Linked DNA regions of Homo sapiens: region 2 is linked to region 1. A link is a loop called in an ENCODE intact Hi-C map of the cell type or tissue named here. Cell type or tissue: heart left ventricle. All regions are shown on one strand. Each heading gives the region's core, and the rest is flanking DNA. Links, peaks and the distances in the headings are about the cores only.

The links. Hi-C counts contacts between places; a loop is a spot of excess contacts. Peaks named below come from ENCODE experiments on the same cell type or tissue, not always from the same donor. Only the 100,000 strongest peaks of a DNase experiment are listed, where the experiment ranks them.
Region 2: a loop joins it to region 1, with 7 times the contacts of the local background. A loop is called at or near these places in 1 of 110 quality-filtered maps.

What each region holds. Positions count from the first base shown.
Region 1 is chr16:80,895,509-80,904,177 of GRCh38, reverse strand. No RefSeq gene overlaps it. Among named protein-coding and RNA genes, the nearest start is that of ARLNC1, 7.2 kb to the right of the region's middle. In heart left ventricle, for the core only: no CTCF peak of the experiment used is centred there; DNase peaks (open chromatin) are centred at 3,737 and 4,177; H3K4me3 peaks cover 768 bases; H3K27ac peaks cover 1,015 bases.
Region 2 is chr16:80,846,862-80,855,530 of GRCh38, reverse strand. The region is part of intron 1 of ARLNC1 (androgen receptor regulated long noncoding RNA 1); the gene reads left to right. Among named protein-coding and RNA genes, the nearest start is that of ARLNC1, 41 kb to the left of the region's middle. In heart left ventricle, for the core only: a CTCF peak has its summit at 3,079 (motif pointing right); no DNase peak of the experiment used is centred there.

The DNA of each region.
Region 1 (8,669 bases), core at 2,248-4,747:
CTTAAGATTTGCTTCTAGTGGAACCCAATGATCTTTATAAACAGAAAAATTAAACATAGTCAATTTCAGTTAATAGATAACAGTGGATTGGCTACTTGGAAACTCTGTCCCGCTTTCACGTTTTTGGTCCCCAAACTCAGTTCATGGATCCTACTGCGTAGCCAAGTGCAGCAGCTATATGAGAGTGGGCCGTCACCGAACAGGCTCTTCACGCAGAAGCTGCCATGGCATGGCTGTCTTTGGGAGGCCTCAGGTGCGTCTAGACTTGCCAGAGGGACTTAAGAAGGGAGTGATGGTGTTGGTGTGAGACATGGGAAGGGAGGCTAGAGCCAGCCAGGCCAGGCTGGGATTCCTTTGACCTTGACTTATTGACAGATGGGAGCCATTTCTGTTGGCCTTGTAATTGTACATTGGAGATTTTTGTGGCATCAGTGAGTGTGCGTTAGTGGAGTGGGTAAGATTCCAGGCCTAGAGTCAGACCAGCAGTGGGTCTGACACCTGGAGTTGTATGTCCACACTTACCTTATACATGCATATATGTGTGTGTGTGTTTGTTTGTGTGTGTGTGTGTGTGTGTGTGTGTGTGTGTGTGTGTGTATGTATAATTCAAAATATAATTTTGCAGTTTGCAGGTTATCAGGCCTAGAAAATGTGGCTGGCTCATCTCCAAAATATATATTTACAGAGAGATAAGACCCATGAGCATGGGAAAAAGACCTATTTTCTTCAAAGAAAATTTTCAGTATTGAAAATTTCAAATATACACAAAAGTAGAAGAATAATGTCATGAATCCCTAAATATTCATCACCCAGCTTCAGCAGTTATCAATATCTTACCAATCCCGTTTTGTCAATGTAGCCCTCAGCAATTTTTTTTTTTGTGTAGAATTTTGAAGCAAATTCCAGGCAACAAGTCATTTCTGCTGTTATTTTCAGTTTGCATGGTAATGGATTTAGGCTCATTCTTCTTCACGCCTAAGACCCTCTCTGTAGGCTGAAGACGCTCTCTGTAGGGCCCGAGGACTGTCATCTGTGCCGGGCTGTGGAGTCCTGTTTGCCCCCTCCCACAGCCCTGGGCACCCCCCTGCTTGCAACCCCTGCTTTCCTCCTGGGGTCATTGTTTGCAGCGATGTTTCAAGGTTGTACCTCACTTATATCCAGGTACCTGCCACCTGCTTCTCTAGACTTACCTGGTGTAATTCATGCTGAGTGCCTGTCGCGTCTCAGGGAAGGCGCTGCTGCCTCCACATTTCACAATAAATATCTTTTTAAATGGCCTGGTGTTCAGGCTCGTTTCTCATTTCCAAGGAGGCTTTTGACTGATGACCTGAAGAATTGCTTCCCCGTGACTGACAGGCTAATGCAGTATCGCAGCTTTCCCAACTGTCTCCCTCCAGGAGGCTGGGTGGGAGCTGTGACTTCCAAGTGCCACCGGCTGCCTCCAACAGAGGTGTTTGCCCCCAGCTACTGCCTGCTCTCCTCTGCCCTTGCAGGCTGCTGGCTGCTGGTCAGTAAGTCAGCTCCATCCTGGGGTGCTCCAATAGGATACATTTTCTCAGGCAATAGACGTGAAAGGCCTCCAAGGTGAAGGGGAATTGGGCTTTCTGCCTACTGGACTCTGTGAATGCTATCACTGGAGTCTGGAGGCAGCCCTCAAAGGCACAGTTCGGTAAAGACTTTGGACTCCACCGCACGCAAAACCTGTACAAAGGATTCTGGTTAGAATTCTGTCTTGGCACAAAGGCCCTGAGCTGTCAGGGCCGGTCATAGGCCCTAGGCACTCTTACTTTGTGAAGCCCCTTCTTACATTGATCATAATTAAAAGTACCCACATCCCACGTGACATGTAATTCGTACAAAAACACTGAGTTGCAAATGACTCAAATGCAGTTGACATTCTGTAGACATTAAAGTAAACATCTATTAGGCTTGCATTCCAAGTTACATTCTCAATGTACGTATGCATCTGTTAACTTGGTATTTTAGGGGACGTTCTTTTTAAAATTATTATTATTATTTTTTGAGATGGAATCTTGCTCTGTTGCCCGGGCTGGAGTGCAGTGGTGCAATCAGGGATTACTGCAACCTCCGCCTCCCAGGTTCAAGTGATTGTCCTGCCTCAGCCTTCCGAGCAGCTGGGATTACAGGTGCCCACCACCACACATGGCTAATTTTTGTATTTTTAGTAGAGATGTGGTTTCACCATGTTGGCCAGACTGGTCTTGAACTCCCAACCTCAAATGATCCTCCCACCTGTGCCTCCCAAAGTGCTGGGATTACAGGCGTGAGCCACCATGCCCTGCCGAATTGTGCATTTCAAATGAGTGAATTGTATGGTATGTGGATTATATCTCAATAAAGCTGTTTTAAACAATCCTAGCTCTACCACTTATTAGTTGCCTGACCTTGGGCAAATAACTAATCACTTCAGTGCCTTAGTTTTCTCATCTTTAAAATGGGGACCATCACGGCATCCACTATATCAGTGTCCTGGGGCTGCCATAACAAATAACCCCAAACTGGGTGGCTTGAGATGGCAGGCATGTGTTCTTTCACAGTTCTGGTGGCCAGAAGTCGGAAATCAAGGTATCAGCAGGTCTGTGTTCTCTCCAAAGTCTCTGGGAAGGAACCTGTTCCATGCCTCTCCCAGTGTCTGGTGGTGGCTGGCAGTCCTTGTCACTCCTCGACTTGTAGAGGCGTCACTCCAATCCCTCCCTCTGCCATCACATGTCCTTCTTCCCTGTGTGTCTTTGTCCCAATACCCCTTTCCTTCCAAGGATACCAGTCATTGGATTAGGGCCCACCAGAATCCAGTATGACCTCATCTTAATGTAGTTACATTTGCAAAGATCTTATTTCCAAATAAGGTCACATTCACCAATTCCAGGCAGACAAGAATCTCACAGGGGATACTGTTCAACACAGTATACCCCCTAAAAGGTTGCTTTTTCTTATGTTCCGCCACCATGAGACAGTAAAGTCCTCTTACCCCCCCTAGGTGGTTCACATTAGGGTTTTTTTTTTTTTTTTTTCACTTGTAGGTAAGAAACTTGACTAAAACAGGGGCAAAGGCACTCTTTCCTCAGAGGAGCAAGATGGGAGAAATGTGACCAGGTCCAGTCCGAGACATCCCTGCAGACCTTTGCAACTAGGTCTGGGGTGCAGATGTGGGTCAGGGCGGTTCCATTTGTGAGTCTTTTCAAGGTAGACAACACTGGGCTTGTAGAGGGGAGAGGAAATGAGTCCCTAATCTGAGGAGGAACCTGGACTCTGTTATGAAGCCTCTTTCTAGACAGTTGCCTACATGGCAACGAGGCTCTCAGCAAGCAGTTGTTGATTGACACATTGTCCCAAACAGGCTGTCCTGTCAGAAGTCCCGGAATGACACTCCTTCCAGTTCCGTCCAGTGGCCGGCCTCGACAATGTTGCTCCGAAGACAGCACAGAAATTGCCCGTGGCCACTCGGAGACTACAGGAAGGCAATGGCTGCACTCAAAGATAAAAGGTCCACTCAGCAGCTTCAAAAACATTTTGTTCTCTCCCAGCCAAGTTTCTGTTCTGCTAGGAGTTTTTACTTGTTACCTAGAAGCGGCCAGTGCCCAAGGGAATGATGCTGTCTAAACTTCCTCCTATTTACTGGCCTCTCCAACCCCTCCCACTGCCGCTGGGAGACTAGTGCTTCCCAGGAGCCTTTGAGGCAGCCGTGCCTGCAGCCAGCCTCCAGCCACATCACCGCTGAGAACTCCATCCTATCAGATGGAGGCCCAGAGCTGGACGGCAGCCAGTCATAGCCACGAATGTTGGCACCGGGCTTAAATCCACATGGGCCTCCCGCCCGCCTGCAGTGGGTCCAGTCTGGTCTCCCTGCTCTGCTTCTCTCCCTGCTCTGGCCAAGTTGTGTGTGCAGAGTTTCTTGGTCCAAACCATACACTAACAGCTGGGATTTGTATTACTACATTGCATCCTTAGCTTTGTAGATACAGACTCTGGAAATGTCTGTAAGTTCATTTTTCTTTTGCACATTGATTAGTTTGATCCATTAACATGGGCACCCCATTTCAGAAATTCCAGAGCCCACTTTTGCTTGTCTGTGAGTGGAAGTGACCACTTGTCTTGTTGCCCAGAACTGGCTGGGAGCAGGGCCAAGATTCCCCCCTTAGACACACCACTCAGTGCGTGCAGCCATCTAAAATTCTCCAAAACCTCTGACTCATCCTCTTTCTCACTGTCATTCATTCATTCTAAGAATATTGAAATCTACTGTGTGCTAAGGGCACAGTGCTGAAAAAGAGACAACGGCCCTGCCAGCCTGGAGTATCCTTGGAGTCTAGTGCAGGGTAGGAATAAGTAAACAGTGTAACCCACTGAGGTAGGAGGAAAAGATAGGAGCACAGAAGAGGAACACCCGGCCCAGCCTTGGAAATTCAGGAAAGTTTCAGGAAGAAAGGCCATACACATCAGGCATACAAAATGTCAACATCAGGCAGCGGGGAATTGGTTGATGTTGGCATTAAACATGGCCTTAAGGTGCACCAAGTGCCTGTCATATGGGCAAATGCCGCAATTGCACCAGACATGAGGAAAATGGGGAAGGCATTGACTTGCTGGTTTTTCCATTTCTTGGTACAAAATCTCTTCATTGGCAGCCTTTAAAAATGAGGTGGCAGTGTCATGGACACAGGCAGGGGAACATCACACACAGGGGCCTGTTGGAGGGTGGGGGCAAAGGGGAGGGAGAGCATTAGGACAAATACTTAATGCGCGTGGGGCTTAAAACCTAGATGACAGGTTGATAGGTGCAGCAGACCACCGTGGCACATGTATACCTATGTGACAAACCTGTACGTTCAGCACATGTATCCCAGAACTTAAAGTAAAAAAAAAAAATGAGGTGGCAGTGAATTGCTTCTCACTCCTTTACTTCTAAGAGTCTGTACTTTGCAGAGTCAAGACTTTGTTCGATGTCCTAATGGATGAGTATATCACCATGGGGAAGCTCCAACTGAAACCCCTCGCAAGGTCCACCTCACCTATGCGCCCCCCTTCATGGACACCAACCATGGCCTTCCTGTGGGAGGAAAGCCTTAAAAATATGTGCTAGGCCAGATGTGGTGGCTGACACCCGTAATCCCAGCACTTTGGGAGGCCAGGGAGGGAGGATTGCCTGAGCCCAGGAGTTTGAGACCAGCCTGACAACATGCCGAGACCCTCATCTCTACAAAAAATAAAATTAAAAAGTTAGCTGGGTGTGGCCGGGTGCGGTGGCTCACGCCTGTGAACCCAGCACTTTGGGAGGCCGAGGCGGGTGGATCATGAGGTCAGGAGATCGAGACCATCCTGGCTAACACGTTGAAACCCCGTCTCTACTAAAAATACAAAAAAATTAGCTGGGCGTGGTGGTGGGTGCCTGTAGTCCCAGCTACTCGTGAGGCTGAGGCAGGAGAATGGCGTGAACCCAGGAGGTGGAGCTTGCAGTGAGCCAAGATCGCGCCACTGCACTCCAGCCTGGGCAACAGAGTGAGACTCCGTCTCAAAAAAAAAAAAAAAAAAAGGTAGCTGGGTGTGATGGTGTGCACCTGTGGTCCCAGCTACTCAGGAGGCTGAGGTCGGAGGATTGCTTGAGCCCTGGGAGGTTGAGGCTTCAGTGACCAGAGCTGCACCACAGCAGGGCAATAGAGGGAGACCCTGTCTCAAAAAAAAAAAGAAAAGAAAAGAAAAGAAAAATACATGTGCTGAGTGAGCGAGGGTGGGCAGACAGGGAAAAGAACACCGTTTCTTTTATATACAGGAAAACAAAGCACCAATAACTTTGAAAAATTTAGTTCAATTTGTGGTCATTTCAGGTGAATAACAGTAACATTGAGGGCCTAAGCTGTGGCAGGCGCTAAGTGCTTGCTGTTTGACCGCATTTGTCCACATAATTGTACTGTGAGGTAGGAACTATGCTCTCTTGAGTACAGATGGGGAAGGCAAGGCACGGGAGGTTGAGTAATTTGCTCACTGTCCCCAGAATGGCCAGGCAGGGGCAAGAACTCAGGGCACCTTGATTTGGAGTCTGGGCTCCTGACCACGCTGCCTTGCCACGGTCCCGTTTGTTCCTTGGTTTCTCACACTCAGGGAACTGAGGTCGCTGTAAGGCCTCTGGTTTGATTCATGGGGTTGAGAGAATGTTTGGTCTGGGGAATGAAAGTACGAGCAAAGAACATGGAGAGAGAGTTGTGTGTGCCCTGGCGCTTCACAGCTGCGCTGGTCGGTAGGCGAGGCTGCCAGCCTGTCCTTACAGCCTCTGTGCTCTTGCACATGGGGTTCATAACCCTCAGATATGAGTGGGTGGGTGGGGCTCACATCCAGCACAACTCCCTTTGTCAAATCCAAAGGGGGTGCCCTGTTCTGATTCTGCACAGGCACCCTCAGGGTGAACCCTGGCCTGCTCTGCTGTGTCCTGGAGTGGTGGCACCTCCCCTGTCCCTCAGTTTCCCTGCTGGCAGGCCCAGCTCTCCAGAACCTACTTTTGCCTCTGGGCCTGCCCCATTTCGAGTGGGAACTTTGGGGGACCACCATGGTTCTCTTCGGCCTACATCCTGCATGCCCACCCCAAGCTCACGCTCGGATGGCAGAATCTAACACCAGGAGTGGTTTCTGGTTTCTGGCCTTCCTGGAAGGGGGTTCCAGCAAGAGCAGAACGTTAGGGAAGAAAGAAGAATGGGAAAGAGAAGAGAGAGGAAGACTAGCGTGGGTGATGGACTGCCCATTTGAGGTCACTCACTGGAGCCTTGGGAGAAAGGGGCCGCGCGTTTCAGGCCAGAAATAATTCCAGCCCTCTCGGCCCTTTGCCGCTCATGTGGGAAATAAGTTGGACTAACGCGATCAGCAGACATCTACAAACAGATAGAGAGCCCTGGAGACACAGGCACACAGCAACACACCAGAGCACTGGATTTTCATTTTCCCCCAAGCTCCTGTAAGAAATATTAAATGACAGATATGAAACCAACTAAATATATCCTTGGAAAGCTAACTTCTTCCAGCCAGAATAAGAAATAAGACATTATTCTCATTTCTAGGAGACTGTATGTTTCCACAAGACAGGAGATCTTGTCTGTGTCTGTGCACGTGTCTTAGGTGTGTCTGCATGTATGGTGCCTGTGCTGGTGTGTGCCTGTACATGTTTGCATGTGTGTGTACACGTGGGACTCTGCCTGCAGTGTTAGTAAGCCCGAAGGCACAGTTGCTTTGGAAACAGGATTCTTGCCTTGCCACAGCTGGGGACAAGGGGTGTGGCAGGCCGCAACATGACTCTGGGTGGCTGTGATTCTCTCAGGGATGTGGAGGCTCTCATGCTCTTGGGTCCTTCCCTCTCTCATGCCCTTGGGTCCTTCCCTTTAGGTGGCGAATATGCATGGGCTCTGCAGGATAGCAAGGTGCGGAGAGATCTTTTTCAAGGAAGTTATGAAACCCTTATTTGAAGGCAGATCTGGAAAAGAAAACTAATTGGCTGTGTGACTTGCTCTTGCATCTTTGTTTTTTGCCACCTAAAGAGTGGAACCAGGCCGGGCATGGTGGCTGATGCCTGTAATCCTAGCACTTTGGGAGGCCGAGGCGGGCGGATCACCTGAGGTCAGGAGTTCAAGACCATCCTGACCAACATGGTGAAACCCTGTCTCTACTAAAAATACAAAAATTAGCCGGGCATGGTGTGCCTGTAATCCCAACTACTCAGGAGGCTGAGACAGGAGAATCACTTGCACCTGGGGGGCGGAGGTTGCAGTGAGCCGAGATTGCACCATTGCACTCCAGCCTGGGCGACAGAGCAAGGCTCCGTCTCAAAAGAAAAAAAAAGAAAAGAAAAGAGTGGAACCAATTCCTCCCTTCATTGAAATCTTTTCCAGAGGAGGTAGGTGCTAGGGCATGGTGGTGCTTGTTTCTGGCCACTGGGGGACATGACTTAGGGCATTCTAGGGAGCCTCCTGTATTTGTTTTACATAATGGGATGTTAGCAGCCACACTCTGTGCCTGGGTGCAGAGAAGTTTTGTGATGATTGCTGGGCAAATATAAAAGAGATCAAGGAGGAAACATTTGCTTAGAGGTGATGGCCTTGTGGGAACTCTTTTTTTTTTTTTTTTTTTTGAGACGGGGTCTTGCTTTGTCACCCAGGCTGGAGTGCAGTGGCGCCATCTTGGCTAACTGCAACCTCCACCTCCCGGTTTCAAGTGATTCTTCTGCCTCAGCCTCCCGAGTAGCTGGGTGGGACTACAGGCGCGTGCCACCACACCTGGCTAATTTTTGTATTGTTAGTAGAGACGGGGGTTTCACCACATTGGCCAGGCTGGTCTCGAACTCCTGACCTCGTGATCTGCCCACCTTGGCCTCCCAAAGTGCTGGGATTACAGGCATGCGCCACCGCACCCAGCCGTGGGAACTCTTACAATGACAGATGTTGATTTATACAGAGTGTGTGCTGATGTGTTTTTTTAAAAAGGTGTTTATTCTCACATCTTAATGAATAATATCATTAAATCATTTGGGAAATCCAGAAGCTAGACAGTGAAGATCCAGGGATAAAAGATCCAGCCCATCTTCAGAAGGAATTCGCAGGATGGAGAATGCATTTAATTCAAGAGACAATTGCAATAAAGTCTGAGTAGCTCTAAGAAAGAAGTAGTGGGTG
Region 2 (8,669 bases), core at 2,048-4,547, 48 kb after region 1:
GGCAGGATGATAGCACATTGAGGTGCTCTCAAGTGTACAGATTCAATATATCTTCCTTATCCTTCCAAAAATGAGTTTATTATTTGCCAGCTGCGACAACTCTTCCCAAATGCCACCCCAGTTTCTATCCATCTCTCTTTTTCATTTACAATTACATTCTTTATCTGATCCACAGGCTTAAATCTTTTTCCGAGACATCTTTTTTTTTTTTTTTTTTTTTTTTAACTGACATTTGTCTAATTTGGATTCAGGAATTCTGTTTCAATCACAGCAATTTTACATTCTAAATAATCCCATATGTGCATCATCATATACAGAACCTCATACAAAGTCCATTTTCCATATGTAATATTTAATCAGACACAATATCTTCCCATCTTAGGAGGATATACTTTTTGGTCTTTTTGTACTTTTTTTTGGTCTTGATCCATGTGGCCCATTAGACTCTACATTAATTTTTATTTTCCACTTCTTGAATATACAATGATATATCAAGATCGAGTGTTGGAGAGTAATTAGTATTGTTTCTAATTCTAAGGGATACAGAGGCTGACAGATACCCCCTTCTATATCTGAAGTTCATAGTGGCTTTGTCTATAGTGTCTTGCTGCTAATGTTGCATAGCAAATGTTTAACAAAATATCCCAAACTTCCAAACACACTAGGAAAGATTAAAGGCCTTTGTAAGTAGAGTTGCATTTTGGGTAATGAGAAACTGTGAGGCCAATGGCTTTTAAAATATGATTGTGAGATTACTGAGGTTGTGACTTATAGACGGCTGAAGGAAATGTCAAGCTAGAGAATTTTTTCCCATTGCCTCTTCAAATGTCAAATACAGATATGGCCATGGATTTTAATTTATTTCATTTTTTTCAGACAAGATTTCACTCTGTCACCCAGGCTGGAGTGTAGTGGCGTGATCTTGGCACACTGCACCTTCCACCTCTTGGGTTCAAGTGATTCTCCTGCCTCAGCCTCCCAAGTAGCTGGGATTATAGGTGTGCACCACCACACCTGGCTAATTGGTGTGTTTTTAGTAAAGATGCCATTTCACCATGTTGGACAGGCTGGTCTAGAACTCCTGGCCTCAAGTAATCCACCCGTCTTGGTCTCCTAAAGTGCTGGATTATAGGCGTGAGCCACCACACTTGGCCTGGCCATGGATATTTTTGATGCTGTCAAAGATGGTGGAATGACTGGATTCACTATTTCATAGACAATATGGAATGTCTGTTATGTGGCAGGCACTGTACTAGGTCTTGTGCATACCAGAAGGGGTCCCTGCATGCACACTGCCCAAAGCAACCTTACTGTCTGTTGAGTGAGTGGGGAACAGGACAAAGAGCGGACATGTCAGCAAGTGATATAACACAGTGTAGGAGGAGCTCTCCTTTAGGTCTCTACAAAGTGCTGTGGGATACACGAATGTTCAGAGCAGCAATTTCATGATAGCCAAAAAGTTGAAACAACCCAATTGTCCATCAGCTGATGAGTAGAACAAAATGTGGTATATCCATGCAATGGAAGATACTTGGCAATAAAGAGGAGCAAAGTACTAATACATGGTATGACATGAATGAACCTTGAACACATGGTTAAGTGAAAGAAGCCAGTTTCAAAGATTATATGCTGCATGATTCCATTTATATGAGATGTCCGTAATAGATAAATCTATAGAAACAAAAAGTAGATTGGTGGCTGCTTAGGGCTGACAGTAAAGTGAGGGAGAAAGAATGGGAGGGTGACAGCTAAGGGAAGTAGGATTTCTTTTTGGAGTAATGAAATGTTCTTAAATTGATTGTGGTGATAGATGCTCAACTCTGAATATTCTAAAAGCCATTAAGTTATGCACTTTAAATGAGTGAACTGCATGGTATATGAATGACACCTCAATTAAGCTGTTAAAAATGCTGTGGGAGCAAAGAAATGCGTGATCGTTGCCAATGTCATGGGGATGGGAACAATATTTACAGAACGCATGTTCCTCTAGACAGCCTGCCGGTGAGTGCCCTTACCCCCATTTTCAGAGAATAGAACTTGTCCCTGGTCTCAGGGCAGAGACTGGGCATAGTCCCCCATCTGTAGGAAGCAGTAAACACTCTTCCTTACCATACTTGCATACAGAGGAGGTAATATTTATGCTCCTCCTTTAAGTATCAGAGTTAATGAGGGACGGGTGACCAGAGAGGGACATTCCGGCAGAGAGGCATATGGTCAGGGTCCTGGTGGGAAAGAGATGGCACATGTGATCTGGATAATTTGAGGAGAGATCAATAAAGTGACTACCTATAGAGGTATGGGAAGAGTTTAAGGGAACCAAAGTGGGGATGGTGGCAACGTGGAGCATTACCATCCCAGGCCTGAATGGGTGAGGTGAGGAAGCCATTGTAGGAACACAGAGAGGGTGGCTGTATATACAGGGCTGCCTTCCACAGGGGGACAGCCCAAATGACAACTGCCCGGATTCATTCTCCTCCTACCCTCTGATTTCTGCTGGTCACTTTCATTGGCTGTACCCAACAAGAAGCAAGAGGGCAAGAGAGCCCACTGATGTAATCCATACTGGTCAGCCTCATGGGACAGGGAAAGGCACAGAAGCTGGACCCACAGGGATGAATGGGAGGTAATCAGCACAGATAAGGAAGTATAAAGATAACGCATATTGTAGGACTGGTAAAGGTCCCATTGAGTCATTACACCATTGTAACGCGGTCTATGCTGATTATCATTCTTCTCCAAATTCTTGCCCTGAGACCATGTTTTTTTTTCTGGTAAATTTGAGAAGTGTCTTCCAGAAGCTTTTCTCAGTGGACTCCAAATCCTTTCATTCTTTTCGCAAGGCATTCCAGCCTCTCACTTTCCTGGTTCTTCGTAAGGCCCATGGTTGCTCTCAGTGCAGATCTCAGATAAGCCAGGCCCTCTAAGTCAGGTCAGGAAGCCCAAGGCCATCTTTGGGGGAACCAGTGCTCATCTTATTCAAGTAAATGAGCCCCCCAGTGCTGAGGAGGGTAGAAAACAATTCCCCTGGCAGGGAAAGTTCAGGAAGGAGGGTTTGTAAGTCTATGGGGATCCATTTATGTCTGCCACCAGGGGGCAGGTGGACCCATTTTTAGGACTACTCTAGAAAAGTGTTTTGCTAGAGTCTTCCAAGAACAGAGGCAGAGAAAAATGGGGACTTGGAAAAGAAACAGGGTTTTTGTTTTGTTTTTCTCTTGCTTCTAAAGTTGTTCTCGGATCAAGGAAAGTGTACAGAAACCAAAAAACTCTCCTGCTAGAAATAAACAGCTAGGCCACTGAAGTGTTCTTCATTGACGTTGGTAAATTTCTTCAAGTCCCCATTGGATCTCTCCTTCATCTTTGCAGACTAAGAAGTGAGAGTTTGTACCGGAGATAGCTTGACCTAGGATCACAGGCCATATGAACAAGGCTGTCGGAGACCAAAGCGTCGAACAGATACTCGTTTATTGGTTTATAATAAGAAACATGTTGGGGAGATAAGGCAGCTGCCAAGGCTTGATTAGGACATTCTTTTGTTCAAAAAAACTTCATGGGAAACCAAAGCATAATCAGAAGATGACTGGGAATGAGAATAAAGTGAAGCTGGTTGTATGACTGGAAGTTTACTGCTTAGGTCTGCTGTGTCTAGCCTCAAAGCAGAGATTTTTGTGATAGTTGAAAGGGCAGCCTGCTCCTTAGATGACACTGAGATGGAAAGCTCCAATACTGCCCCGTGACTCTCTTCTCTCTGTTGCTGAGCACTCGTGTTTAGTGTTAAGTATTCTCTCTCTTTCATCTATCTAATCTAATCTAATCTTTGTGTCTATCATCTATGCACTATCTACCAACGATATATCTATCATCAATTGATCTATCATCTATTGATTATCAATCATCTATCAACCATCTATCTACCAACAATCTGTCATAATTGATTTATCATCTTTCAATCATCCATCCATCCTGCCAACAAGTCGGGCATATTTTAATGTTAGGGCCTGTGAGTCATTTTGGGTCTTTAAGATGAATTCATAGATCGTTGCTCCAGTTCCTGTATCTTGATTTACAGTTTGACTCTCAGAGGAGGACCTTCACTTCTTCTGGGTAGTTGTACCTTTGGATAACTGAGAGGCCAGAACACTCAGATTGAGGATGCGCTGAACATGTATGATAGAATAGGTACAAACTGAACACTCAGTTTAGACCACAGGGTGAAGGTATGAGAATCTAACACCTGCTGGTGAGGTCTGAGGATAGGAAGACACCACATCCCTCAAGGATTAGGTAAGATACTATTTAAAAGAATGGACTTCAGTGAGTTTTTTTATTTATCTGAGCTGTCTCAAAATTTAAGCCTTTGTCATCTCATTCTGAGATTTATGCATACAATGATGACTGTTGGGTTGTCCAGAATAATCACTTTCAAAGTGTCTTGAGAAATGCTAGAGTTAAATAAAGATATGCTGTAGATCAGGGTTGACAAACAATAGCCCAAGGCCTGAATCCAGCCTGCTGCCAGCTTTTGTAGATAAAGTTTTATTGGAACACAACTACACCCATCTATTCACATATTGCCTATGGCTGCTTTCTCACCACAACAGCAGAGTTGAGAGGTTGTCACAATGAATGAGTGGCCCATAAAGGCTAGACTAGGGGCTAGCTGGCCCTTTACAGAAAACAATTGCTGAACCCTGCTGTGGAGGAAAGAATACAAGCTTTTAAGCTAGATATTTTCTAGCTGCCTGACATGAGGCAAGTTTTTGCCTCTGTATGTCTCCATTTTACCATCTGTAAATGAGAATAATTATATCTACTTTTAAGTTAGGTTTAGATGAAATAACTTATTTAAAACATCTACCATATAAGGCTCTCAGGAAATTATTATTAATAAATGGGAAAACTTTACCCAAACCTCTGTGGCAGAGTTAACATGAAGACACGTACATTTGAAACAATAACCATGGCAGTAAGTTTGACTGGGAGCAACTGTTCAACACAACTCTGTAGGAATACACCGATTTTTTATAACTGTGCTGCCTAATATGGTAGCCACATGTGGTTTCTGAGCACTTGAAATGTAGGTAGTCCAAATTGAGATATGCTAGAAACATAAAATACACATCAGACTTCAAAGGCTTAGTATGAAAAAAATGTATATGAAAAAATTTCATATCGATGATCTTGAATATAGAGGCTGGAAAAAATTATTTCATATTGATTATATACTAAAAGATAACATTTCAGATACACTGGGTTGAGTAAACTATATTATTAAGTTTAATTTCTCCTGTTTCTTTTTACTTCTTTTTTTATCTTGGCTACTGAAATTTAAAAATCACATTTGTGGTATGTATTATATTTCTATTAGGACTGTTTTAGAAGAAAGGAATGTTAGTTACACAACCACTAAGAAGTTAGTTTTGGGAAATCTTTGCCGCCTAATAAACAAGTATAGCTGGAAAATCACGGTTGCAAATGTAAACGGAGACATTTTATTTAGAAGTTGAAGGAATGATTTCTCATAAAAGGATGTAACTTCTTTGGAAACAGATGTTGGTTGTGCCATCTTCATGTTTCCCAGGGAAGAGTCAGGCATGTATTAGGTGCTCAGTGACTGTTGAATTGAATTGACAGAGATAAGGGAAAGGCAGATTCATCAGAAGAGGAAATGAGGCCAGAAGAAAAGTCAGTGAGCCTCACTCTGTCTTGCTAAAAGAAAGAACGGGTCTGGGGCTTTAACAGATTTAAGTCTAAGAGGAGATGTCTTAAGAGTCAGGATTTAAGGCCCTGGAGAGAGAGCCATTCTGTATAGAACTGGAAACTCCCAATAACTCAAATCTGGATTGGGGAGGCAGTTTCCAAACGCAGGGCCATCCAAGTGGAGTCAGGAGCCTTAATGCCAATCACAGCCCTGGGATAGGCCGAGGAGGCTCATTGTTCACTCACTCAAGAACTGATGAAGTGCCTGTTATGTACCAGGCACAATGCTAGGTGCTGAGGACATAGAGTTGAAAGGATATGGTCTCTATCTTCAAGGAGCTTACAGTTTAAAGGGAGGCAGACGTGGTCATTTACAGTATGAAGTGGCCATTGCTTACACAATTATACTTAATGAATACCCATATTCCATTTTAAGATATAAGAATCTATAACCATTTTGAAAATTAGTGATATATGAGGAAGAAACACTCCAACCCAATATGCAGTGTTTCAGCAGCCCTTATAGCGCCATTCACTTAAGCAATTCACAGTCTTCACAATCTTTGTTCATTCTGTGTGTCCTCAGCATGATAAACATTTGGGGCTAATAAGCTAGTTTTTTTTTTTTCTTTAACTTACATACTAGGGCTTTCAACAGTAGAGTTTGATGTTTACAGCTTTGATTAGTTGAATTGTAGACTTATTGTGGTGGTTGGGACCATCATTCAATATACTTGCTCCCCCTGTGGTTGGAATACACCTTCCTGCATCATTGAGTTTGGCTTGGCCATGTGACTTGCTTTGGCCAAAGGAAGGCTAGCAGACTTGAGGTGAAGAGAGGCCTTAAATCTGCTTGTGTGACTTAGCTTGGCTTTTGCACTTTGTTACTCCCGTGGAAAGAAAAAGCCCTAAGAAGCCACTGGTCCAAGAAGAAGACAAGTAGTAAAGATATGAATGAAACTCACAGCAGGAAATCCAGCCCAGCTGACCTACAGCTTAAAGCAAAGCCACTCTCTGGGCCCAGCCTAGACAAGCCAAACTGCAGTGGACCTGCAGACCCAAGAACATGAGAATAAATGTTTGTGGTTGTAGAAACTTTGAGTTTTGGGGTGATTTGTTGTGCAGTGCTATTTTGGCAATAATTGTGTAATACACTCATCAGGAGTCAGTTATGTTTGTTCCTAATCCTTTTTAGACTGATTGAATGTTTATTATATTCATATAATTTAATGAAACATTACACACACTAATGGAATATGAGTGCAAAAACAAAGAGGTTTGTTTTTCTAGATAAATCTTGTTCTATGTTTAATTTTTAAAATCTTTGTTGGGTTTTGGTGTTAAATGTGACGTTGGACTCCTAAAATGAATCAAAGAGTTTTCTATCTTTTTCTACTGGCTGAAATAGTTAAAATTATATTGGTTTTATATATTTTGAAAACATGAACCTATGTTGTCCTAAAGCCTTGTACAAGAGTAGACATTTAATCATCTTATTTTTCCATCATAATGGTTTATTCAAGTTTTCCATTTTGGGGGGTGGTTTTGGTAATAAACACATTTCTAGAAAATCATTCATTTACTAAAAGTTTAAAAAATATTTATGGTAGTATTTTCTTATAATATTTTTAAGCATTCTGAATCTTGCATATATAATTTCCCTGTTCTTTTTTTGTTTAATCAAACTTGTAAAAGGTTTTCCAGTTTTTGGAATTTTTACTTATCCTACTTTTGGTTATTTATATATTTTCTATAATTTTTTGTTATTTCATTAATCAGAGCATGTAATTTTTAAACTTTAAGTTCCAGAGTACATATGCAGGATGTGCAGGTTTGTTACATAGGTAAATGTGTGCCATGGTGGTTTGCTGTACCTGTCAACCCATCACCAAGGTATTAAGCCCAGCACGCATTAGCTATTTTTCCTAATGTTCTCCCTCCCCTGACCTTACCTCTTGACAAGCCTCAGGGTGTGTTTTTCCCCTCCCTGTGTCCATGTGTTCTCACTGTTCAGCTCCCAGTTATCCATGAGAACAGGGCATGTAATTTTAATTGCTCTTTTCTAAATTCTATTTCAGTCTTAATAGGTTGTATGTTTCTAGGAATTTATTCATTTCTTCTAGGTTATATGATGTGTTGGTGTATAAATGCTTATAGTAGCCTATTATGATCCTTTGAATTTCTGTGTTATTGGTTATAATATTTCCTCTTTCAGTTTTGATTTTGACTCTTCTTTTAGTCTAGATAAAGCTTTGTCAATTTTGTTTATCTTTTCAAAAAAGAAACTTAGTTTTCTTGATCTCTTGTTTTTCTACTCTATCTGATTATTTTTGCTCTGATCTTTATTATTTCCTTCTTTTTAATAACTATGGGCTTAGTTTGTTCTTTGTTTACCTTGAGGTGTAAAGTTAGGTGAATTATTTAAGATCTTATTTTTCCCCCCATGTGGGCATTTATTGCTATAAGCTTCCCTCCTAGAACGCTTTTGCTGCGTCTCATAAAGTTTGCTATATTGTATTTCCATTTTTGTTTGTCTCAAGATATTTTTAAATTTCTCTTTTGATTTCTTCTTTGACTCATTGGTTGTTAAGGAGCATGTTGTTTATTCTTTATCAACTTGAGGAAGTTGCTCTCTATTCCTAGTTTATTGAGAGTTTTTATCACAAATTGGTGTTGGATTTTGTCAAATGCTTTTTCTGCATCTATTGATATCATCATGTGAGGAGTAGGTTGTTTAATTTCTACCTATTTGTGAATATCACAGTTTTCCTCCTGTTATTGATTTCTAGTTTTGTACTATTGTGGTTGGAAAAGATGTATGATAGAGGTCAATCTTAAATTTGTTGAGGCTTGCTTTGTGGCTGCTATCGTCAAAATTCATATGTTGAAACTTAATCCCCAATATGATAGTATCAGGAGGCAAGGCCTTTATGAGGTGATCAAGTCATGAGGGCTTTGCCCTCACGAATGGG